5 separate regions of the Mus musculus genome follow, and regions 1, 3, 4 and 5 are each linked to region 2. A link is a loop called in an ENCODE intact Hi-C map of the cell type or tissue named here. Cell type or tissue: left cerebral cortex. All regions are shown on one strand.

The links. A loop is a pair of places that touch in the nucleus more often than their neighbours do. Peaks named below come from ENCODE experiments on the same cell type or tissue, not always from the same donor. Only the 100,000 strongest peaks of a DNase experiment are listed, where the experiment ranks them.
Region 1: a loop joins it to region 2, with 3 times the contacts of the local background. A loop is called at or near these places in 2 of 42 quality-filtered maps.
Region 3: a loop joins it to region 2, with 3 times the contacts of the local background. A loop is called at or near these places in 5 of 42 quality-filtered maps.
Region 4: it touches region 2 in a loop (2.4-fold over the local background); 2 of 42 quality-filtered maps call a loop at or near these places.
Region 5: a loop joins it to region 2, with 2.1 times the contacts of the local background. A loop is called at or near these places in 2 of 42 quality-filtered maps.

The regions. Positions count from the first base shown.
Region 1 is chr17:11,154,262-11,159,261 of GRCm38, forward strand. All of the region lies in intron 2 of Prkn (parkin RBR E3 ubiquitin protein ligase), which reads left to right. Among named protein-coding and RNA genes, the nearest start is that of Gm41526, 23 kb to the left of the region's middle. In left cerebral cortex, no CTCF peak of the experiment used is centred here; DNase peaks (open chromatin) are centred at 2,086, 2,516, 3,433 and 4,061; H3K27ac peaks cover 3,023 bases.
Region 2 is chr17:11,609,248-11,614,247 of GRCm38, forward strand. The region is part of intron 6 of Prkn (parkin RBR E3 ubiquitin protein ligase); the gene reads left to right. Among named protein-coding and RNA genes, the nearest start is that of Gm41525, 53 kb to the right of the region's middle. In left cerebral cortex, a CTCF peak has its summit at 2,404; DNase peaks (open chromatin) are centred at 2,416 and 3,649; H3K27ac peaks cover 2,050 bases.
Region 3 is chr17:11,972,598-11,977,597 of GRCm38, forward strand. All of the region lies in intron 9 of Prkn (parkin RBR E3 ubiquitin protein ligase), which reads left to right. It overlaps Gm46604 (a long non-coding RNA gene), which reads right to left. Exons shown (of 6, transcript XR_001782243.2): 2 at 3,811-3,923; 3 at 1-288. Among named protein-coding and RNA genes, the nearest start is that of Gm52293, 56 kb to the right of the region's middle. In left cerebral cortex, CTCF peaks have their summits at 249 and 2,546 (motif pointing left); DNase peaks (open chromatin) are centred at 129, 644 and 2,532; H3K27ac peaks cover 674 bases.
Region 4 is chr17:11,354,001-11,359,000 of GRCm38, forward strand. All of the region lies in intron 4 of Prkn (parkin RBR E3 ubiquitin protein ligase), which reads left to right. Among named protein-coding and RNA genes, the nearest start is that of Gm41526, 220 kb to the left of the region's middle. In left cerebral cortex, a CTCF peak has its summit at 3,015; DNase peaks (open chromatin) are centred at 563 and 3,000.
Region 5 is chr17:10,838,966-10,843,965 of GRCm38, forward strand. It overlaps Pacrg (PARK2 co-regulated), which reads right to left and starts at 1,226. Exons shown (of 5, transcript NM_027032.2): 1 at 796-1,226. The coding sequence starts at 903. Prkn (parkin RBR E3 ubiquitin protein ligase) reads left to right here and starts at 1,394. Exons shown (of 12, transcript NM_016694.4): 1 at 1,394-1,524. The coding sequence starts at 1,518. In left cerebral cortex, CTCF peaks have their summits at 1,319 and 2,108; DNase peaks (open chromatin) are centred at 855, 1,321 and 2,100; H3K4me3 peaks cover 2,104 bases; H3K27ac peaks cover 1,494 bases.

The DNA of each region.
Region 1 (5,000 bases), 450 kb before region 2:
ACAGTAAAGCTACACCCTTAGGTGTCTGCCACTATGGCCCTTCAGAGCAAATTTGTAAGCATGGATTTTTGGGTTTGACTAGAGAAGAACAGAAGCCAAAAAACGAGGACTCTAATATAAGATATCAAAAAAAAAAAAAAAAAAAACAACAACAACAACAAAATGAAATTTCTCAAACAGAGTAAAAAGTAATAAAGTTAGAATCAGGGACTGACAAGCAAAGAGAATTATAAAAATGATAAAGTTTGTAGTTGTCACATCAAAATAAAAAGAAAATGTAAATGTCCCCTAAAACTCATATAAGTAAAACAGTTCCAAATAAACAGTATTAGGAAAAAAGTGAATTTAGAATAATTAAGAGCTTTAAAAGACATGAATAGGGTATAACTAATTTAATTCAGTAAATATATATACTTATTAACATAGATGTATGTAACATCAAAATGAATCGATACATTTTGATTACTTCATTTAAGATATTATCTAATTATAAATACTTCCATAATGAATGTAAGACATAAAACCCAACTCTTACTATAAAGGGAATAAGAGATAATTTAATTCTGAGCCATACTTAAGCGGCTATGACCCTGGGACACCAGTTTGGATTTCCGTGAATGGCATATTCTACCATGGGAGTAACTTAAGTGAGATACCATTGATTTAAAGTTTTTACTGCCATTGTATGTCTATGAATGTTTTGCCTGCTGCGCGCCATGTACTTGCAGTGCCTGTGGAGACTGGAAGCAAATTTTGGATCCCTGAGAACTGGATTTGCAGAGGTTATGAGCTCCCATAGAGTGCTAGGAACTGAACCTGGCTCCTCTAAAGAGTATCCAGTAGCTCTTAACCTCTGAGCCATGAGCCTATGAGTCTATTAGTCATAGATCTAAAAAAAAGTATCAAATCAAAGTATTTACTAAATACATTGATGAGAAGCATCCAGTAAGAAAAGTTCCCATGAAGTATGAATCTCTACTTTAGGTTGTTAGTTTAACTTAATACAACCTAAAAAAATTTACCTGAATATACCAAACTCTCAAATAGATGATGTGATAAATGCCTGTTAAGGTTTCCAAGGGTAGGCCAAGATAATTTTCTGTTCTGCAGCATCCCAGCTCTACCTACTCACTAAGTTCTGTTAATCAGTTAGTGTGTAACATCTTCAGAGAACGGTGGCTTTTGCAGGGCACTCCACTTCATAGCTGTAGCACAGCCATCAAATGAGCTGCTAAGCTGTTTGGGAACACACAATTCCTACCAAATCATTTCTCCAAGAAGGATATTTTTTTACTCAGCATTGAAAAATAGATGTCTATTCCAACTAATAGTTTGATTACCTAAACTCCTAAATTTAATAGGATTAATAAAGAAAGGAAAATCATAGATGAATATTACTCAAGACTGTCAATAGAAAAAGCAACTGTGTCTGCAGGTTTGTTCTCCACACACTTCTTTGAGTGGACACAGGAGAATTGGTGATCTTTCACTGTATTTACAGAAGAAAAAATGAGTACTATGATCTCAGAAGGTACCAAGAGGGGTAATATAACTTCTCGTTCACTTACAGCTGAGGACTTACTAACCATAAGGAAGTAGCATGATCTAATATTCAAAAAGGGTCATTTTTAAAACAGAAAATTGTAGGATAATGCTCAAAGTCTGTCTCAGATTGGGACAGAATACAGTTGGGCCAATATAACTGATACTGAAGTGTGGTAAAAGCTAAACAAAAAGCTGCAAGAATTCGAAGAGAGAAATGATATGACGTCATTCAGTCTAAAGTGACTAAGCAGGCAAAGTGTCAGAAAAAGAAGCTACACAAGTTTGCAGGATAATCTGTCAAATCTCCAAGTAGGAGGACAGATGCATTTCTATATGCTAACAACATTGAAATCCCGTGCATCAAAAATATATTGAACTTTGTGATAAGCCAGCTAAGAGCTGTATGAAGAGTTGTGAACAGCCTGACAAAAAAACACTGGCAGAGGTTAAATAAATCCTCTGTGGATGGAAAGCTCTACCCCCATTATGTGCAATCAGTGCCTTTGTTAGTGTGGTGAGATGCATTAGGGAGTCACAATCTGCAATCAAGTCAGTGTCATCAGCATCTCTATTGGGAAGGATGCACACTGACTGCTTCTATCAGTCTGTATCCTCCCACTCGCAGACACACTGCGGCTTCTGGATTTCTTTGCTTCAAATCCTGAAAGTTCTGACCTTCACCCTGGAAGCTCCCATGGGTAGCCAACATCAGCTATGATTTTTTAAATGATCAATATAGTTGCTATGAAGATAAGGCAATGATTCATTTATTTTCGCAGTACTAACCGGACAGACAGACAGATTTGATAAGTGTGGAGGAAGGTTGTTGTATTCTGAGGTGCTGATCATGGCCCCAAGCTCTCCAGGTATGTGGAATTCCCAGGATCCTACAGAGCTGTTAAGAAAGCCATGAATGGGTCTTACGAGAACCTCCAGCTACAGTTTGGTTCTTGGAAAGATTTGTCTTTCTGTGCCCGTTTTAGGTTTCTGTTAGAGACTTTTAGCAGGATGTTCTGTGCAAGGTGCTTATGATTCACAATGATGAATGAAGCTTGTCCAAACCCTTCCTGGCTCTCTCTGTTGTGTTTAAGCAACTGCTCAAAGCAAAGCAAACTGATCTGTGTGTGACCTTAGAGTACCCAGGTTCCGGCAAGCCCCATCTGGTCACTACCAAGCAGCAGGAAGGAGCAATGCTGCAGAGAGGGGCAGTAAGCCACAGTGTAATAGGACATGGCCTCAGATACCCCAAATGCTTAGAACTAGTGTTGTAGGAATGATGATGGTCAGGGACATGTAAAACATTCCTGAACACTTGGTGGGGCTGGGCATCCCAATGCCCAATGTAATGAAATGTTCTTTCCTCCCCTCATCTGGGAGAGAGATCAGTGATGAATTTGCAGATTGGTCTATCCCATTTGCCCCAGTATGGAACACCCAGCACCCCCTTGGCAGAATTTCTGCTAGTAACTAATGAGATGTCATATGCTTTTCTCTCATTCATTTAATATAATAGATTCAGAGCCACATCTGCTGAAAAATAAATTTACATTAGGAATTAAAATAATGCCTCCAAATCACCAGTGTGATAGTTCGCTGAGTGGATATTGACGCATAAAAGGCAGGTAAAATGAGGAACCTCTGATCTCAGACTCTCTGCAGACATTGCAGACTGCACATCAAAGACCATATATTTCTATGCAAATGGGACATGTATCTAGCATTGGGAGCATTTCCAGAAAGTACTGTGCAATATGCTCTTCAGAAAAAAAGAAAAAAGAAAAACCCTAAGTCTTGCTTGGTATTACATGAAGCACAGCTACGCACACAGTTTGCAGAGTGGGTGCACATGACACGCCAACACGAACTTTCCTTCTCCACTGTTCCTCGTTTGTGAGGCGACAGCAGATGGCTGAACTGGCACAGGACTGAGTTCGGCACCATTCTGAGTCAGAACTGCTGTGAAGGTGCCAGAGTCTGAGTGGCCAGAAGACCAGATCCCTAATAGCCTCCTGAGACGGCTTTCCTCTCTCTCCCTCAGATGCTTGCAGAGGAGCCTTCCAGAGTGCTCCCTGCCTGTGCTGTGTAATGAGCAGTTTCAGCTCTGTCTGAAGCAGAAGCAGAGGCCTTATGTAACATTGCAACTTCTCAAGAAACCAACACGTCAGCTGTCTACATTTCCACATGTCCCTCAGTACTCTAAAACTCTCATCTTCCTCACACGCATGCAGCCCCCATTGCCTTTTCCAAACACCAATGCACAGAAAGCACTCCTGTCAGATGCTTAGGAAGTTGATGGAGAAGATCACATGTTTGATTGCATACGTGCATGTTGGGGAATGCCTAGCTGCAGGGTTCAGTGCACTTCATCTGTTCTTTCTCTAGTGTCACCTGCTATCTACCATCCATCTTCCTGTTCTTTGCCACAGTATCTGGAAGCCAAGATAACAGCGAGCCCTTCTTGTTCCTATGAGGAGATAATAGAGGGGCAGTCTCTGTAAATCCAAGTAAGCAAGCAGATGTGACAGCTCTGGGCACCTCCTACACACCATGACTTCCTTAATGTCACAGAACAGAGGTAAAACCGTCTGGAGAATGCATGTAAGGATCTCACAGAGCCAATCTTAGCATGAACTGATTGCCAGGACCATATTTAAAACAAAAAGCAACAACCAATACCATGGTGCTTTTTGGGGCTATTTTTGGCTATTTTATTATATTCTTTTACCTCTACTTCCCTTCCAACCTTTAATCCACCATGAGCCCTTCCAGCCCCACCCCCCCAATACTAGGTTGGAGAGAAAGAACATTAGAGGGGAAAGGGGCTTCTTTCAGCTAAAATACAGACTACTTCCTGTTGATTGGTGGTGTCATGTTTCTTGGGGCCAGTCCAATCTTCATCATCAGGGTATCTCCAACTTCTAGTTCCGGACAAACTGTAACAACAACACCTGGGAGCAGCAGTGGGAGCAGCAGCCACCTCCTTCCTCAGAGCTTCTCCAGCCCCTCTTGGGGTGCTGGCATTTATTCCCTTTCCAGAGTCCCCAGAATTAAACTATCTGCGGCTGGCAAAAACCACACCCCTCCTAGAGCATGAGACATAGTCAACTGCTGTGGACAAACTGAAGCAGGCCTGTATCCTGCACCTGGGCACCTGGTAGTAAAAAAAGGAAAGCATATTTCTATAACATAAGTGGGTTTTTAAAGAAATCTAAGTTCTCACTACAACCAACAGTGTCTTCCAGGCAAACAATCTGATGGTGTTCACACATCCATTCATCGTGTAATGTTTTAGGAGGAAACGACAGATGAGGTGCATTGGGGTGCTTTGTGAACCACTGGCTTGGTATGACACAGACCATATGAAGGAGGAACTGCTACATGTAGGGGATTAAACCTGCAATCCCAGCTTTCAGGAGCCTAAGGCATGAGTGGGGCAATGCAAGACCAGTCCAGCA
Region 2 (5,000 bases):
AATGGCCATGTGGGCTGGCTAATTGAAGTTAAGAGCAGCCCAGACAAAACATGGCAAATTTTATAATGGACTTATTGGCTGAGAAATAGACATGCTAGCATAGAGGTTAGATATCTGTCCAGCTCTTGTGCTAATTAAAGCTCATTGTAAACATAAAGGTCATGTGTGCCTTTTATCCAGGAACTAAATGGTCAGATGGAGTTTTAGAAGCCCCAATTGAGATGAAATATTTTCTACAATCTGTCACCGTGGAAGAGTGCTTTCCCATGATTCACTTTCTGACTGCAGTGAACCTTCCACAGAGTCCCTCCCCTGCCTATTCCAGCATCCTCCACAGGCTGGCCACATGTTCAACGCCTCATGTGCACTGACTGTCCTTACTCTTTCTTGCCATTCCTTGCTCTGGTGGTCCAGCCCCCAGCCTCCCTCAAAGTCTCCCTTTCATTCCATCTCTTCCCATTGAACCCTTGCTGCCCTCGGAGCCAGGTTCCCCAGATCCCCTCTGAGAGGCACCATAGCTCGTGTCGACAATGGTTTCCTGATAACGGGGCTCCTTCTCCCATCTCTTTCTCTTGTGGCTTTGTTCTCTCTGTTTCTCCGCTGACTTGCAGCACTGTCCCACCCCAGGCCCGGTACAGCTCCAGTGTATCACTTCAAGCTCTGGAGATGTTGCACTTAGGGCATGCTGCCTGGTCACTCTGGTTGCCGCCCCTGCACTCCTCCATTGTCACAGCTCACTCTTACCATGTCCGTGAAGAGAGTACCCACTGTGCCATTCGCTCTAGGACTGCAGTTCTACAGCAGTGTAACAGCCATGTCACTGTCCTGCAGCAGATTAGCAAGGCCACTGGTCCCCGCTCTGCAGGGCTCTGATGGCACCAGGGTGAAGAAGAAAGATGACTAGAGATATTTCTGAGTTGTGGGCTGCCATCTAGACTGGGTCTAGAGAACATTTCACATAAGGACAGCCCAGGACAGCCTTGCTAGGGAGGAATAATGAGAATGGATTCTATAGTGCCAGGGGCTGGAAGGACAAGGTCAAATGTAGGTGTTCTGGGGTGGTCACCCAAGTCTTTCTGGACCATGAGGGGCACAGATCCAGTCCCAAGGCCTCCCGTGAGCAGGCACCTTTGTGGCTTTTTTTTTTTTTTTTTTTTTTTTTAGGGCTAAAGCTGAGGTTTTAGAATTTGATCATGTGTTAAGAGTTTATGGGATCATTTCAGAGAAATTTCTTTCTTTCATGTCTAAAGGTTTCAGACTTTAAAGTATATATTGTATATTGAACAGATTCCTCCCTGTGCTTCCTGCCATTTCTCACCCCTCCACACTGCTGTTTATCCTTTTGTCTCCATAAAGGGTTGTACCTGACTACCAGTGCAGGTACCCACGGAAGCCAGAGGTGTGACATGCCCCAGGAGCTGCAGCTCTAGGTAACTGTGAGGCTGGGAGCAGAAATCAGGTCCTCTGCAAGAACAGAAAGTTCTCTTAATCCCTGAGCCATCTCTCCAGCCCTGAACAAATTTCTTAATATCCTGGTATGTTAGGTTGACTTTGTTCACTCGGTTGGACTAAGAAACACCACTCAGGGAATCAATGAAGCATACCTTGGGTGTGTCTGTGATAGCAAAGTGAAGTGAAAAGCCTTTCTATGGGCAAAGCCCATGAGTGAATAAAAAGAGTGAAAGGAAAGAGGAAGAAGCCTGTAGCACATCCTACTTTCTCTGTTTCCCATTCCAGAGATGAGGCATCTCAGCCACCAACATCAAGCTACCCTGTCCGCCATGCCTTCCTTTCTCCCAACCCCAATCAAATGTACCCTCCATCTTGTAACCACACAATCAATTCACGAAGACAGTAAGAAAATAGAGTCTCTCCCTCTAATGTGTTAAGGAAGTTTGTAATTCTGTACCAGGCTACATTCATAGGTATCCTGGGGTTCATGTGCCCCCACAGACTATAGGTCGAACTCACAGGCTGAAAGCTGTATGAGCAGTTATTCCTATACTTCCTTTAATCAAAATTGCTGCAGCTAGTGGCTCTGGGATCCTCACACCTATCCCCCAGACAGACAGATTGACATTCGCCTTTGTTTGACCAAATATTTTGTAAACTATCTCCCTGCTGTTAGGTTCTTATTGCCCACAGCCCATCCTTCGAGAACAGATGCTGGGGTGTTTCCAGCCGTTTATGCTTGAATAAGGACATACGTTTTAAAAGACAAATAGGGGAATTCAAGGAGTCCTAGGACCTATGAGTGAGGTCCGTGGGACTGAAGACTTTCTTACAGCAGCTCAAAGTTCATTTTACATTATCAGTTCTCCGTTGCTACCTGAACTTGGCCTCACTGCAAGAAAAGCGAATTTTAATGCACCGACACGCGGCACATGTGGGCAGTGGCCCCACCTAGGGGCAGAACGGTGTATTTTCTTTCTGTCTTCTCTTCCTGTTTATTCATTTTCTGAGTTGAAGAATGGAAAAGCTCACAGACTTGCAGACCAGGGAATTTTCCATCAGCCTATCCAGAAAGCTGGAGGATGTTTGAAGGAGACATCACTTGGAACAAAAGACTGGCCACAGCACATTTTTTTTCCCCTTAGGATGTCACCAACAAATTGGCTGCCCTGTGCCACACCCACCCCCTACCCCCATGCCCCGATTTGTCTAGAAGCACGGCTGAGGGGGAGCAGGAATGAGTTAATAGTGTGAGCCATTGACTGTCACAGGGGTGCGGGCGAGAACTGCATTGGAGGAAGGCGAGCCAGATCCACAGTTGAATGGGCTCACCCGATTCACAGATGTGGCATCAGTAACTCTGGGGTTCACATAGCTTCACTCTCTATGGAAGCTTGGGAGCAGAAAAGCCTGAGAAGCTAGGAACCGAACAGCTCTCCCAGACATAGGGATGTGACGGGGGAGGGAGTGGCCAGAGGAGCTTACAAGTGGATGGGAAGTCTTCCTTCCCACATTTTTTTCCTCCCAGGTATCTTAGCTGATCATAATGTTTATTTCAGAGGGAAGAAAGCCCTCACTCAGAGACTTGAAACCACATATCCTTCACAACTCAGAGAAAACGCTGAAGGTTGAAAGTACCTGTTTATCAAAGGGAACCTATGTTACCTCCGTTCTTGTTCGTGCAAGCTCACTGTGTTCTCATTCACACTTCACTGAGCATGAGATGACAAAACTGTACACTGATTGCATGTACGAGGCCAGACTCAATCCAGGCCACTCGGCTGACAGTTTCAACCCAATCATATATGGAAACTCCCTTGCATCAGGGCTGAAAACAGGTTAGGGAACTCACATCACTGGCATCAGGAGCCTGTGTGTGCTACAGGTGAATATGAGATTCCTGGAACATGGTGGGGAGTTAGAGAGAGGGGGTGAGGGAGTCATGGGAGGAAGAGGTGGAGAGACAGGAAGAGGAGGGCAGGAGAGAGCCCTTGGTGCTCCCGACAGAATTTGAAGAGTGATGATCTAAATCCATCCTGAAGCCGATTGTAGGAGCGCTGTCTAGAGCCTGTTGTCTCAGTGGCTAAAGCCAGCAAGAATGGCAAATGCTAGCAAGCATCTCTCCCTCCCCAGCGCCCGCCCTCACCCCTGTGTGTGTGTGTGTGTGTGTGTGTGTGTGTGTGTGCGTGCGTGTGTGTGTGTGTGTGTGCGCACGCACGCTGTGTGCCATGTATGGAGTGTTTAAGACAACTGGAAATGCCTCTGTGGGCAGCTTAAACCTACAGGCATTGCAAGCCGCCCACCTTCTCTGTGAGTTATAATGAAAACTCCCACAGCTAGTCTGCGTGTGCACAGAATCCAGACTCGGAGGTCACCAGGCTCAGGAAGAATTCAATGAAAAAGGCTTCGGCGTCTGCAGCTTGAAAGCTCACTCTCCCATCTTGGTGACTCCACCGGGTACAGACCAAGGCAAATGTGAAACTTCCACCGGCCCTGCCCAACCCTCCCCAGCACTGGAAACCAGCCCCACTTCCCATTTCCCATCTCCCGCGGTAGCTCCACTGAGGGCCGCAGCGCTGGGAGGGGAAGCACTTCAGTGCAGGGCCTTACATCACTGTCCTATTAGTCTAAGCAGAAGAGAGCAGATTGTTTATTTTGGTTCAGCTCTGCTCCAGGCTGTAACATCAGATGTAACTCCCAGAGTGACAAATTCTGATCGCAGTGTCACAGAGTAAACAAGAGCCAGGGAAGCCGGGTGAGCATGCTTCCATAGGGGGTGTGGAGTGGGATGGCGTCCAGGTCCCACTTTGAATCCCTTTGTCTTAGGCAGCCCCCCAGCCTTTCCCTGGGAATCTGTACTTTTCTTCACATCCACCCACGACCGTCAACAGCTTCCACCAGGCTAATAGACCGGGTCTTTAATTTCTTTCAAAGTATTAATGAAAGGTGATTCCTGCTTTTCCCTTAGAGCATATTTAACTCCTTTCCTAGTTCATATTTCATGAGATTTGCTGGGTATTTCTCAATGCCGCAAAGCCCAGGAGACATTAATTCTAATCTCAAGTGGCAGACTTACCCCATGAGGGTATTGCTGATACCCCGAAAGTTTGGGCCAGGACATCTGTCAAGGGGAGCCACAAGAATGACATTCTAAGGCTCAGTTCTGACCATCCATCCTCACAGAGCTCTGCAGGGTGGATAGATCCTGCTGTCACAGCAGATACTAAAGCCAGCAAGGCAACAGTCAGCTTGAGCAGTGGCTCTTTCCTGCCAATTGTAACCATCACTCACCCCAAGCCCGGGAGTGTGTGTAACAGTAGACCCCCACATTATCTGAAGGCTGCGTACCTATTTGATATCAGGGTATCCAGTCCTCATCTCACACAGGAGGCTCCTCCCACCTCAATGCAAGGAGCACAGTACCCACTGTGAAGCAGGACAAAACTGAAGCCAGCTTGCTTGACAAGACAGCATCCCTATCTGCTTCCAAGTGGGTCCAATACCTGTAAGGTGACACCAGGTGACCCCTAACTCTGGGTGTTTGTGGG
Region 3 (5,000 bases), 360 kb after region 2:
TAGGGCTGAGGGACTGCCAGGCCAGGAAGAGCTAGCTCTCACTGCGGTGCTGAAGTTCTGGAAGCAAACACTGTGTGGGAGGCCTGGAGAAAGAGTGAATTGTTGTTCGCACCTCAGCTTTGATTTGGAGACACCTGCGAGAGAAAATGCCTCTCTCTCGGTACTTGCTGGTTATTTTATTTCCAGAAAACACGCTTGTTATTTTAGCCGAGGTAATTGCCTGAGCTCCGGGGATGATTTGTCATAAATGAACAGTGACATCTATAGGTAGATCAGAGTAATACGTATCTGTAGGAAAAAAAAAAAAAGCAACTGTTCTCAGTTGTTATATGACCGCCCAAAATAATGTCAAATGCTTCTGTTTGAGAGAGGAAAGAGGTAACACTAGAGTTGAAAAAAAAAAAAAAAACTAAAACGACACAGAGACAGACAGGTAGATAGAGGCAGAGGACATTTCTGGACAAAGGTAAGTCGGAAATCCCTGGGGTTTCTGACAAACCGGCTTGTCTGTTGCAGGTTCTTCTGTGCTGGTGCCAAGTAAGAATTTTGGCTTCAGTCACCAATTTTTCTTCTCTCCTTTGGTTAAACAGATCGATCAGCAGAGGCTGCTCCAAAGGCACTGTTCATTTAAACCATTTACATAGCAACATTTCCAAAGTTAATCCCCCACCCTGCTTCGGCAGCCTTGAGATTTAAGCATTTCCATGGATCTGTCCGATGTCTTCTCAGGACAGCTACCAGCCCCCCGGCTGTTCAGTGAGAATAAGCCGGTCTAGACGCAGTAGCTATACAGGTGGCTACATACTCGTCTTGTTACCCTCTGCCAGGTGCCCATGAAGTTGGCTGGATCCCATGAGAGGTGGCTGCAGTCCCCAGGGTTTCTGAGACCCCTGATAGGTCACACTGCTGTGGGTCAGGGGCAAACCCAGCAGCTAGATTGAGGGCAGAAAAGCCAAGTTTCTCTCTGTCCTTGGCTAAGCTTCACCCAGGGCCCTGTGCCCGGGGAATTTATTGCACATTGTTAATTTACAAAAGCCTGCGCCGTTGGCTTAGGGATAATTCTGCTAGGCTCCACCCAAGAGCTACCTAGCAACAGCTTGCATAGCTGCCTGCCAGGTGCAAGCCAACCTGGTGTGTAAGGAGGACTGCTCACCTACTCCAACTCCCTCTTCCCTCCCTCTCTTTCTCTCTCTCTGCCCCCCCCTTCATGTGTGTGTGCCCTTCTCTATCTCCACCTTCTATTCTCCTAATTCCCCACATGTCCCTGGCCAGCCTTGTCTCCTCTTCCTCTCTCTGTCCTTCCTTCCTCTCTCTTCTCTCTCTGTCCTTCTCTACCCCCTTCGTTGCTCTGCCTTTCCCTCTTTCCAGGTGCCCCTCCATTCCCCCCAATAAACCTCCTTTTGTACAAGGCCTGTTGCCTGGTGGTGATCCCTCGGGGGAACACCTTAGCTGCCCCTCTGAGGTGCTCCCTCCTGCCCTATTATACTGCCAGTTTACAAAACACAACACACACTTTCCATCCAATGAGTCTGGCTGTTAAAACCCAGAGGTGGTTGAAACATTTGATTGACAGATAAAGTCTCCAATACCTGGGAATCACAAAGGCCAATGACTTCAACTTTCTTATGCCTAAGGAACCCCCCCCCACCCCCCCCACCCCCCCCAGCTCCTGGGAACAACACAGCTTCATTTTCTCTTCCTCCTCTTATGAACAAATCCCATCCTCAGCATTACATGAGAAGGTCAGTTCATATTCTTTGAGTCACAGATTGAATCGGGGACACGTGGTCATGAAGCCATCAGATGGTTTTCATAGGCAAACAAGTAAGACCTGGTTGCCATCAAAACTGTGCACCAGCAAACACAATCTGTTCAAGGCTCAGGAGAGGAGGCAGAGTTGCTGGCCCCACTGGTTCCCTGGCTCATAGCTCTCTCTCTCTCTCTCTCTCTCCTCTCTCTCCCTCCCTCTCCCTCTCCCTCTCCCCTCTCATTTCTCATTGCTTCTTCTACAGACATGGCTTCCAATGCCATACATCCCATCCATCTCCCCCCCCCTATATATCCAACACATGCTGTGCGTGTAGACAGGCAAGACCTTCAAAGGATGAGCCCCGGCAGGAGGGGTTGGAGCCTGTCAGCATGACAGCACACCTCCATCAGAATATACATAGCATTGAAAACCTCACTCATAGACACAGCCAGATCATGGATGCTTCTGCTCTCTCAGAGGGATAATGAGAGTACCCAAGGAGACCACCTTCCTTCTTGCTCCAGTCCATTAGACTCAGGAAGCCTTTGTCATCATTATGAGCTAATGTAAAAAGCTCATCTTTGTGAGAGAGCAGGCAGCGGTGGACCGGGTGGAGAGGAGACAGAAAAAGAGCAGTTCTTTGCTGTGTTTGTATGTGTCAGGCTGCCTAGGTTCTCCAGCATCCCTTACCTCATCTGCTCAGCCAATCCATCCTTACTGGGTACTATCTGTGCACCGGGTACCAGTTCTAGAACACATTTGAAATGCTTTGGGGATCAAAAGAGCCAGACACTGCTGCCCTCTGGTGTTCACAGTGGAGGAACGGCCACAGGACAGTAAGTAAGCCAGGTGGGTAATGATGGACTGCGGTCGGCAGACCATGCTGTGAAGGGTGAGAAGTGACTGTCTCAGACTTTGTTGGGCCACCGGTCAGCTGAAGTCACTCAGTCCCACTGTTCTTGTGTGGAAGTGATTGCAGAGTGGCCATGACCCAAGGAAACATGAAGGAGTTCTTCTGGTCCCCTAAGTACCGCCATGTGACCTCGGTGGAGGAGAACACTGAGAGGGAAAAGGAAGGGTTCCCAGCAGGAAATCTGTGAGCATGTGCAAGAGCAGCTGGAGCACAGCTGGACACAGCTGGTCAAGGCCAGGACTTGCCAGTGTGCCTGCAGAGCTCCAGGACCTCCCTAGCTAAGGGTTGGTAGGGTCAAGCCCTGGCCATGGCTGAGTGCACAGAACACAGATGACAAGGGACAGGGGCACAGAGGCTGGCGAAGGTTCTCACTGAGTGCTCTGGAGCTGCAGGAGAGAGCGCCAGCACAGAGGAGACACTCGGAAAGCCCTATTCTGACTGCTCTGGGGTGAAGGTGTTTGTGCCCCTTCTTGTCCCATAGTTAGACCACCAAGGCCGCCTAAGGAAGGCCTTCTAACCTTAGGTCAGAAGAAACAGATTTCCCACTAATTTCCCACGTGTGCACACTACACTGCCGACTAAAGACCTCCCCACGCTGCCCTCTGTATCCTGCTCTGCAGAAATCGGCCTCACCTGGGGAGGGGTAATTTGTCTTTTATGCCTGTTGAGTCTTGAGCTTCATCAAGTGAAAAATGGTTTTTTTCCATTAAAAATACACAGAGAAGGGGAAACCAAGAAGACATTTAAAAAAAAAAAAATATATATATATATATATATATATATATATATATATATATATATCAAGCTCATCGGCACACTGTAAAGTGGCCATGAAATACCGAAAACGCCGCTGAACAGAAGGCTCGCATTACCTGCCTTTTTCTGCTTCTTAAAAGAAAAAAGTCTCAGCCAAAAGTCTGGAAGTTGGTATACATTTTTCCATAGCTAGTCTCCTCAATGAGGTTTCAGCATTCAGAACTCTGGTCCGGGGAAGAGAAGGGAGAACACTGTCGTAGTAACTCTCAGGGGAAGCGGATGGCTGTCAGGGACCATCCAGACAGCCCCCAGGCTTCTGCTATCTAAGCAGAGCCTGGAAGGCCAGGACCACCCATAGAGTTCCACCACCTGACAGTGACGGAACACTCACCAGCTCAGGCCTGAGAAAACAGTCTTCAGGCAGAGGATGTGGTGCTGCAAAGCCTGGGACCTTAGGAGCTGCCTCAGTCGTCCAGAACATGTTGCTTTGTGTCTCCTCTTCCACTGTGATCAGAGGAGGAATGAACCAGGATCAGTATATGCCCCTGGGAGTCCCTTGCAGCAAAGAGGGAGGATGTGCACATTAAATTATGTGACGTTCCGGATCCTCTCACACCAGGAAAGGGGATGGCAATAACTCTCTCCTCCTGGCCTCCCGTCTCAGGCCCCATCCCCTCACTAAGTCCTGTCTCCTCCACTGCTTCATCTCCTGCGTGCAGACTCTTCTAAAGACAACAGGAGCAGAGGGCCGCAGGGGGGCCACCCCATCTGCCTTCACATTGTAGATACTTCTTCCCCACCCATCTCAGGACAGGTTCCCCTTTTAAAAAGAAATTAATTCACCCAGAGCTGGGGCAGTCTCGTATATCAATTGTCTGGCACCATCCTGGTATCCATGAATGACCACACAGCTTCTCTCTCAGCTTGACTGACCAGGGAATAATGGAACCAGGAAGTCCCTGGCCTTTTCTGGCTGGCCAGGCTACAGGTAGCCTTGAGACCCTCCCAGTTGTTCCTTTCCCAGTCTGTTGTCATCTGAGACAACCCTAATACCACCCCCAGCTACTCGTCCTCCTGCCTGCCCTGAACCCCTCTTCTCCCTCAGGTCTTACTGCAGCACCCCACTCTGGCTTCTATCCCCCAAAACAAGGTGCCTGGGCCTTCGTGATGCCTCCACTAGCTTTAGTTGATGAACCGATTGCTTGCTAAACCCTTCTCTACCCTGTTGCACATGTATATGTCAAGCTTAAATCACTTGATGAAATGTAGACAGGAGACATGGGGGCAGAAGATCAGCAGTCGAATAGAATTTTTAAGTGATGGGACCTTCCATACTATGCCTCAGAGGCTCCTGTCCAAAAATTAAATAATTCCCATAAATAAATCAGAAAGGTACTTCTGACCTCATATACAGGCTCTCTGCCCACTGGTGTTGTATAAGGACTGGGAAAGGTTCTTGTAGCTCCCAAAGAAGTCACAACTTGGGGCTAGAGAGATGGCTTGGTGGGTTAAGAGAGCTGACTGCACTTCCAGAGGACCTGGGTTCAATTTCTAGCACCCACCGGGCAGCTCACAGCCACG
Region 4 (5,000 bases), 260 kb before region 2:
TGTGTATGTGTATGAAGACTACACAAAGTATGCTAATATTCTGTTTTATATAATAGTTTAAATAGTATTTCCTGAAGTTTTTATTTGTATTTTAGTAAAATATTCAGTGTAAATTAATTATAACCCTGATTTGGGCAATGTTTATCATGTCTTTATATTAGAAAGTGAATTATCACATTGTGTGGCTAAAAATTTGCTTCCAAGTTAATCAAATCACTTGATACCATTTCAAGATATATCTAGATTTGTAGCATTTTTCCACATTCTCTTTTTCCTTAAGAGCTGGCAAGACTTGGATCAGCCTGTGTTCATTGCTCATGGTCCATGGTAACATATTTTGGGGCACATGTTTGCAAAGAGAAAACTCTATTGTAATTCTGAAAATAATTTCAGACATAGTACAACCCCACCCTGTAAGACATCATCACTTCAGCTCTCGGGGGCTGCTCTGCTGTCTCATTAAAGGTTTTATGGTGAAGACAGAGAGAAGGGACCACTTGGCAACAAATCCTTCGAAGCTGCTACCAGAGCTGTTTCCACGGGAATGGGGTGGTGGTGTGTGCGTGTGGAATTGAGAAGCTGCTGACGTGTAGAAAGAGACTGGCATATGTTTAAATCATATGCTTCTAAAGTTTGGCTGAGCATGAAATTTCGTTTTATAGGAAGATGCCCTTGGGAGTGGAGCAAGGGAATACCAGCGCACCTGTTATCTGATGGCAGCCAAGCTTTGAGACAAACTTTCAGCCAACCAGGTAGCCCCGTAGCGCAGTTACAGTTCCCAGGGATTCAGCTCCTACAGTAATGGCGTGTCTGCTTCCTGTGCAGTAGGGAAGAGACCACACACATTTCAGGTCATCTGCTGACTTCTGCAGCTCTTATGCTTGCTGACCTAGTGGGCAACCTCTTGTTCCTTCTCCTTTATGGCAGCTTTTCGGCTTCATGCCCTCTCCCGGCTCCATACCGATTCTCATGAGGGACCATCTCTAGCCTTGTCTGTTTCTCCCTCCCTTTTATTGGAAACTGGATGATGTTCTATGGCTCACTGTTCAGGGTGGCATTTGAGTATTGTTATGATATCTGACCACCATGAATGGAGATTAGCAATCACTCCACTCGTCATACACCACGAGAGAGAGAGAGAGAGAGAGAGAGAGAGAGAGAGAGAGAGAGAGAGAGAGAGAGAGAAATGGGATCCAGACAGGTTCCTTAAAATAGAGGACTATTTCCCAGCTTCCGGTGTTCCGAAAGCCCATGAGAGGCTGGATCACATAAGCTGCCTTCCTTCCCTGTAGTAAACCAGCGCACAACCTGCCTTGCAAACAGCCGGCAGGCAAAGGTGGCATCGTTAGCTTTCTTTGCAGCATTTGAATGATTGAGGTGCTGATCAACCCTCATAAAGGCAGGACCTTATAAAATCATGCTGATTTCCTTTCCTCCCCAGAGTGGGATCCATTGCCAGAAGCCACGTCTGGTCTGCAGGTTTCTGGAATGTGTCTCCTTCAGAATCACAGCTTTGATGCTCTTTTTTTTTTTACCTGAAAGGAATCCTGCTAGGGGCCGCTGCAAGCTTCCTGTGTGGGGAGCAGAAGACTCTGCCCCCTGAAAAGCTTACACATTCACTCTTGGGCAGCAAACACATCAGGAGCAAAAACAGCAGACGGAAACCCCCCCTGAACCCACGGATTTTAAATGCACATTAAAAACATGTCTCTAGCTGCATATGTATCAGAAGATGGCCTAGTCGGCCATCAGTGGAAAGAGAGGCCCATTGGTCTTGCAAACTTTATATGCCTCAGTACAGGGGAACACCAAGGTAAAGAAGTGGGAGTGGGTGGGTAGGGGAGTGGAGGGAGGGTATGGGGGACTTTTGGGATAGCATTGGAAGTGTAAATGAAGAAAATACCTAATTAAAATTTAAAAAATTGAAAAAAAATTGACAGTATCTTCAGGTACAGTATCTTCAGACAGATGTTCATGTCTGCGGCAGACTTGCTCAAGCTCCAGTTACTGCTGCAATGGGTCTTCATCACTATCATCATTGTTTTAGGATGAACCTATCTGCTTCCACCCTGCTGGAAACAGTTCCTTTCCTAGAAGCACACTGTGGGCACGGGGACCTGCCTGGGTTGGCAACGTTACCTGGAAGGAAGTTCTCACCCAATGAAGGAACCTAGATATCAATCAAATAGTATTTTCTAGAAAAGCCTAATTACCCATCTATAGGGTATGTGTATTGGAGCTAAATGTCCCATTGTTCCAGTTCCCAGTGTCATTCCACTCCCCAGGCTCCTCCTTCCCTCCTGCTGCCTTGACCCCCTGCACATTAGTGCTTGTTGGCACTCCTGGGCCCTACTTGGACTAAAAGACCCTGTCAGGTTTTGTTCTGACCAGGATTTGACAGGAAGCCTTCCTCACTCTTTGTCCTTTAGGCTGGTACTCATTGTTGATGACATGAGACTGTACCTCAGACCCCCTAAATTCTTAAACCACTGGTTGGTACCTCTCATAATTATGTTACTACCCAGAACTCTGTGCCATTTAGAGGGAATGGCAGAGGCATTCCCTCACACTGCCATGCCCCTTCCTAGCTCTGTCCAGTCTAGACTTTTTTCTACATTTGGATATGTTGTAGTATTTCTAATATAATGCTTTGCCAATCGTGTCTGAGCTCTGGGGCGGGCTGAGGATCTTCCCTGGGGGTTAAGTAAGGCAGAACATGTATATCATTAGTTTACAAGGAAAAGCCATGGTTGCATCAGTGTCACAAGGCACTATGGCTTAATCCTGGTAGAACTTTGTCTCGCTTTTAACAGTCTATAGTGTCCAACTTAAAGCTGATGTGTTCTCTTGCTGTGTCAGCCCCAGGCTCCTTCATCCCTTGTCAGCAACATGCCTAGGTTGTTGTTCTCATAATGAGTGCCGAGTAGTGATTCAGCTTCAGCCCCATGTTCCAGAAAAGGAAGACAAGCTGCTTGCTCCTTTTAGTGGGTCTGACTCCATATTTAACATTGTTTCCACTTACAGACTGTAGGTGGCCTAGTCAGACTGTGTGATGGTTTGTATGGATGGGTGACTTGTAAGGATACCTACCTGAGAGACAAATCTCTTGGCATGTCCATATTAGGTTATAGGCATGATGGGAAGATTCACCTTAGCTGTCCAACTGATTAGCTGAATAGAAAGCTGAGAAGAAGCTGAGCATCAGCCTCGGTTGCTGCCTCCTTTCTGAGTGTGAATGCATGATAACCAACACCTCTGTATCCCGCTGTTTCTCCTTCCACTTCATTCTGGGTGGTATCCCTTGGAATTGCAAGCCGAGATGACCCCTTGCCTCCTTTGGTCAGGTATTTTCTTTGTAATTTAAAAAATTCTTCAGGTTTATATGTTCATGTTATATATGTGAATATTTTACCTATGTATATGTACCACCTGCATGCCTGATGTATACAGAGGTCAGAAGAGGGCATAGGATGCCCCATAAGTGGCGTTATGGTTGTGAGCATCATGTGAGAGCTGGGGACCAATGTTGGGTCTTCTGCAAGAACAGCAGGTGCTCTTCACCACTGAGCCATCCTCCAGCTTCCCTTTATTAGGAGTCATGACACGAGTTACCAATAGTGACGACCACCATTAGCTGCGAGGCAGAAGAAAGCCGTGCTCTCTATGGAGTCCTTTATGTATCCAGCTAAAACTGCCATTGCTGTGTCAGGAAAGTAAAAGCATTGGGGTCAAATGCTTTTTGCGATGGCATGTATTATGTTCACAGACAGCTCTTGCTAATGAAAGCATTGCCATGGTTCTTAGAATGCCAAGTTCACCCCCTTCTGCTTTTGATCCTCTGAATCAGTACATTCAGTACCTACCAGCCACTCACCACATTCATTCTATGCTCATCTGAGTCTTGCTTGACACAAGCAAGGGAAGCAGGGAAACAGAGACTCTGAGAAAAATAGTTTGTGTTGATCCCTAGGATGGCCACTTATGAAGCATCTTCTCCCTGGTGAGTCTAGAGAGGTGATGCTTATGTCTCTCTTCTGCTCAACTGGAAGGAAACAACGAGATTCAAATCTGCTCTGTGGTCAAGACATGGAACCCTGGCCAAGGAAGGCAATGCCTTCTAAAAAGAGCCAGTCCCAACCAGATGAAAATATGTTACAATGTTTCCCAACTTATAGAGTCTTTTCTTTTCAAGCCCATTGTCTTGGAAATGCAAATGTTAATGAATTCACAAATCATCAGTCTTCAGTATAAGAGTCACCAGGGACCAGCTCATTAGATGTCTTTGTTTGAAAAGCAAATGCTGGTTATTTAAAGTAGATCATGAACTTCGCTCAACACAGGGAAACTGCTCATCGCATTCCTTACTTGCACATGAATTGTTTCCAGAGAGATCATTATCCAATGGGTATTTTGTTGGATGACTAACAAGATCAAATTAAGAGGTGAGATTGGCAAAACTGTGGCATTCAATGTATCTGCATGTGACATGATAGTATATGGTCATCTAGGCTGGTATATACCAATCTATCTGGCGTCCCTGTCAACCCCAAATATGTTACCTTAAGATTTTCTTTTATAGCATTAATTATGATCACTTTGTTTCATCATCAGTACATTCTTTCTTTGTCCAACTACATCACAACCATTCTTATTGCAAGTTTTGTAGATGATGTAATCAGACAATGAACTCTAATTATCTTGCTATCATAAGAATATGGAAGATGATCATACATGGACATTGGTTATCACTAAGTCCTTAAATGTATGACTTTAAACTCAGGGTTAAAAATGCCCTTCCTTCTACTTCAGTTAATAATTACAACTTGACATGGAAAATAGATTCCTGGTTTTAGGAAGAAAAAATAAGTCCATAAGAAGCCATTCAGGGAGTTGCAGAGACAAAGTTTGGAGCTAAGACGAAAGGATGGACCATCCAGAGACTACCCCACCTGGGGGTCCGTCCCATAATCAGCCACCAAATGCAGACACTATTGCATATG
Region 5 (5,000 bases), 770 kb before region 2:
ACACTCCTAAACAGGTGCCCACTCAGTAGACAAACATGGTTTAGCATACCAAATCATATGGTATTTAATAAACAAGAAGATTGAAAAGCAGTATTAGGCATATAGCTAAACCGTTTGTGTGCCTTTGAATATTTTCCCCTATTCGTGTTAAGAATATTTTATTTGTATTATCACAACTCATAAAAATGAAATAGGGCTTGTATTATTAGAGACACTTGAAATAGAGCTTATATTGTTTAAAATGTATTTAAAAGGCCTATCAGGAACCAGTCTTCACATAAGTAATTTTTGAATACTTTAACAGGTTAATACCTTTTTTTTTGTCAGAATGTTGCTGAGTAAATGCTAAGGCATTCTAAAATGTCCCAGATGAGATAAATTAGTATATATTACTGATGAGTTTATGTGTCTCATACTGGTTCGTGTTAAATTTTGAAAGCCTATGACTTCTAAGAGCATTCACTCCAGAAGGTCTTGTACTGAGTGGACTAAGTTTACAATAAAGATAAGGATTTTTTTCCCCCTTACCAGTGAAACAGCTTAAGTGTAATTTGGGGTAGTGGAGAAAGCACACTTGCTCAAGAAGGTGCTTATACGCTAACTCAGTACATCGCCTGCCCCAAAGGTTCTTTAACCACCTAGCCTACATCTCTGCACACTGTCGGGCAGAGTCTGCTACTGACCGAGTCATTGCCAGTTCTGGTAAACAGTACCAGGACCCAGGGCTTGTCATCCTCTACAACCACATGTCCCCTGATTCGGAGCAAGTGCGTTCAATCGAGGAAGATCACTTACGACTGAGTTTTTCATCATGGCTTTGACTGTGAAGCCCTCAGAAACCAGGGAACGAGGCTGGTGCACCTGGAACGTCTGTTGTGGCAGCAGTTTAGTCCTCTTCGGCATCTTGTCTGGGCATTTGTTTAAGGTCAGGGTCTCTTTTTCTACCACATTCTTCCTAGAAAACGTCTTGTTCTTATCAGAGGTGTGGAAGAAAAACCAGTGGCTTTTACAGAAGTGAGCAGGGGGTCGGGAAAACACTCTAAAAGGCTCTAGTGGTAGAAATTCAACCCCTCGTGCTGCCCAGGGAGATCCAGATGTTTGGCAGCACCAAGGTGGAGGGAGTTTAGGGGAGGAGAGGGGCGGGAAGAGGGCTGGGATCCGAGGCTAGAGTCTCTAAGAGCTTCCAAAGGTGTAAGCCTCCCGGTTGCTAAGCGATTAGTCAACATTAGGAGACGCTAGTCCCGCCCCTCCGTGACGAGCGTTTCCGGAAAAGGTTACCAGCGAAGACAGTTGCAGCTGCCGGAGGCGAATCTTACGGGTTAAAACTACGCCTCCCAGCAGGCTTCGCGCTAGGGGCGGGTGGTTGCGCGTGCGCACTGCGCCCGCCTGGCTCGCGAGGGGAAGGGGGAGGAGGCCTGGATGACTAAACCTGACAGAAACGCTGGTGGGAGGCTCGGGCGGGCGCCAGTGCCCGCGTAGGTCCTTCTCGACCCGCAGCCACCACCCGCCCGGTGACCATGATAGGTACGTGGGTGCCTGCCAGGTACAATCTCTCCGCGCCGCCCCGCGTCCGTGTGTGGCACCACGTCACACCCCACGGGTCCGAGTGGGATCCTCGGGGGCCGACCCGAGCCACCTGTCAGTGTCACGGCGGAGGCGTGCGTGCCGCGCTCCGTCCGCTCTGTGGGCTTCCTCGGCCCGCCCCCCCCCCCCCCCCCGCCCATAGCCTGGTCCGGTGTGTGCTAGAGCATTAGGTATGAGTTTCCAACCTGCCTTAGCCAAGGTTAGCTCGCTGAAGACTGTATCCCCACGGACACCCGCGTGCTCCACTGCGACCCCCGACGGCGGGGCTCGCCCTGCCGCTCCACGGGGTGACCAGCCCAGGTCTGTTTCGGTCAAGCTGTCCTTCACTTCAGGGCGAGTTCACACACCCTAGGACTTAAAGAAAATCTCAGGAAAGCATCTGCCTCGTGGAGATCGCACCTCAGTTCTGTCTTTTTAAATGTGTCCTCGGAGATCTGAGACGAAAGACTAGCCGAGTAGATAACTGCAAAGATGGCTTTTTCCCCCACTACAGTTTGTGACTGGGTGCAGTTTGACCAGTGCAGCTTTGGAAGTGGCCACTAGGGTTGTTCTAAGCAGTGTGAAGTAGGCAGATTGGAAAGGACCTCCCTGACAGAGATGTTATATGTGAAGCCACGTTTTGGGTTCTCCTCCGGGATAAGTAGAAATAAATGCATAATTTAGCGCACATTCCCGTTTGGAGGTTTCGTTACTGTAGACTCGCCGCCCCCATCCAAGTGATGTTCTGAAGATGTAGTGAACTTGTTTGTGATATATGCCTGACAGGTATCGCACTAAGCACATCTGAAGTCGGTCTATTTGAGATGTGTCTAGAAGATGGATGAGAGGTGCATTTATGAAGTAAATGCGTTACACGGTGAAAGTAGCCGAGTCTGTTTTAACTCATAAAAGTAATGTTACAAGTGTGCAGCCCTCCTCTCTTCCTCTTGAGAGTCATGCTAGGCAGCTAAGATGCTCCTGGAAGCAGAGGTGCACGCTCATGGTGTCTAGCTGCTTCTTCCCTCCATAGGGCAGTGTGTATTTTGGATGAATGAATTGGAAACTTGTTAAATTAAGAAAAAAAGTATACATTTTTATGAATGGCACTAAGCTTTTAAGTGACATTTACTTAAGAGTCGTTTGTAAACCCAAATCTGAACTGATTAGTGCGAACCAAGTGGGACAGATTAGGAAAAAAAATACAGATTTTACAAGAGAGAAATACCTCATATTTTGAAAACAATTACACACGTTTAGTTTCTTTCAACTTAAACTAGTTCATGGATGATTTTGATAAGCAAATGTCCCCTAAGGCTATATAAATATAGGAAATTAAGACCTAAAACTTAAAACTATTTTTAAAGTCTCATAAATTATTATATTAATAACTTTAGGATGGAACACAATTTAGCCAGCTTTATTTAGATTTACCTGGAGCCCTCTTAATAAGAACTGTGCCATTTGAATGTTACAATTAAATTAATTAGTAATAAAAACCAGGGAAATAGAAGACAGATTTAAAACTCTTCTTTCTTTGGCTACTCTTTTTACAGGGTGAATAAGTGTGCGTTTTAACACAAATGATTGTATCCTTGTCCCCTGCCCCATGAAAAGGAACTTCCATTCAAAAACAAAAACCCTACACAAACAATGTTACATTGTTTTGTTTAACTAGTTGTATTGCCTAATATTATTGGTGGCCGCATTTTCATGAAGTTCTGAATTGCCAGGTTGGAGGCTTGGGTGTGGTGACAGCACCTAAAGCAGGTGAGAGGGAACCCAATCCGGAGGAAGCTTTGGGAGGAATAGTTCTGCATTTTTATGACTAATCCTTGAACAGGAAACAAGGGCCGACAGGAACTGCACAGAGATCTGCTACAGAGCAAAGGACACACAAATAGCTCCAGGGACTGAGCAGTGTCTTCCTCTGCATAGCACTACTGAGAGCTGAGGCCTTCTGTACTTGAGCTCTCTCCCCCTGCAGTACTCTCCTAGTGAAGGAAATACTGCACTCTGTCAGTGAAGTCCTTGCTCTGAGAAGAATCCTCTGGATTGGCTTCCTGGCCAAATAAGAGGAAAGGAGACTAATACTTTATTGCCCATAAAATAATTTTCCTTTTGTTGTTTCAAAGTAGAGGGTTTCCTTCTTGTCATGGAGATGGCTTCAAAAGTACTTACATCTCCCATTTGGATTATGATTGACATGCTAAATGCCTTGACCTAGAGAGAGTTAAACCATAATTTTATTGAAGTTAATGAAAAGTCTGCCTTTGTGAGGCATGGAGAAGGGATTCATAATAAGAAAATTTAACTGAGAAAAACATAATTTTGAGCACCTATTTTAAAACTTTTTTTAAATTTAAAAAAAATGAGCACTTCTTTGTGTTTAAAATTGATTTTTAGTAGTGACAATTGAGAATTGTTCTAAATGTACTATACATTTAGGCATTTGATAATATCAGCTATTAAAGCACACGAGTACCCATACAATTGAAAAAGAAAGTTCTTAAATTAAAACCCCATGTTACAGAAGATATTTAAAATAGAACTGTAGCTCAGTGAAGTATTCTAAGGTGCAGAAGACCTTGGGCTCCATTCAAAAGTATTGTTTTTTTTTAATTGATTAAAATATTATTTCCTATATCTTGTTTAAAATCACTTCGAGAATTTAACTGTTTGCATATTTAAAAAATCACATTAATTCCTGCCTATTCTTCAATTTTATCAGATTTATTGGTTAGGAAAGTACCCTGCCTTTTAAATACATTTTCAGTAGTCATAGCATAGGCGTGCTGGTGACTTGGAGTCCTGGCCTCTCTCTCAGTGTTAGCATACATTTATTATCACTTGCCAGAAAGTGTCTTCTTTCTAAATTGTCTTCTCTATTGATAAAGGGTAGAGTATTTTAATTTGAAAGGAGTTTTAGGATGAGTCATTCATTTTATACTGATTGAGTTTTACAAAAGCAAATCCCAGGGCTGAGCATACATTATGTGTCTGGTGCTATCAAGAGGTGCCAAGGATACAAGGATGGAATAAGCAGAAAAAAATGCTTGGTCATTGTAACTATTTCATCAATACTGACTCTTGGCCCAAAGTCGAGCTTTGTTTTAAACTGGTGTGCAGGGAATTTTAAGTCTTGGACTGTGTAGGTGTAGTTGAATGTACTCTGTACTGCTACTTGTGCTTCAATGACTTTAGGTGAAAGCAACTCTACGTCTTGATACTGTCTGCTCTGAGGTGCCCTTGTGTCACAAAATGGGTTCTCCAAAACATTTGTATAGAAGAATTTATATAATTTTATTCAGGTCTCTTTTGGGTCCAAAGCCTCTGAAAAAACTTTATGCCTTTACAAATGTTAGTCCTATTTCTAAAGGTTTTTCTGAAGTCTGCATTTTTTAAAATCCAAAGCTCCATGGCTTGAAAATGATACATTG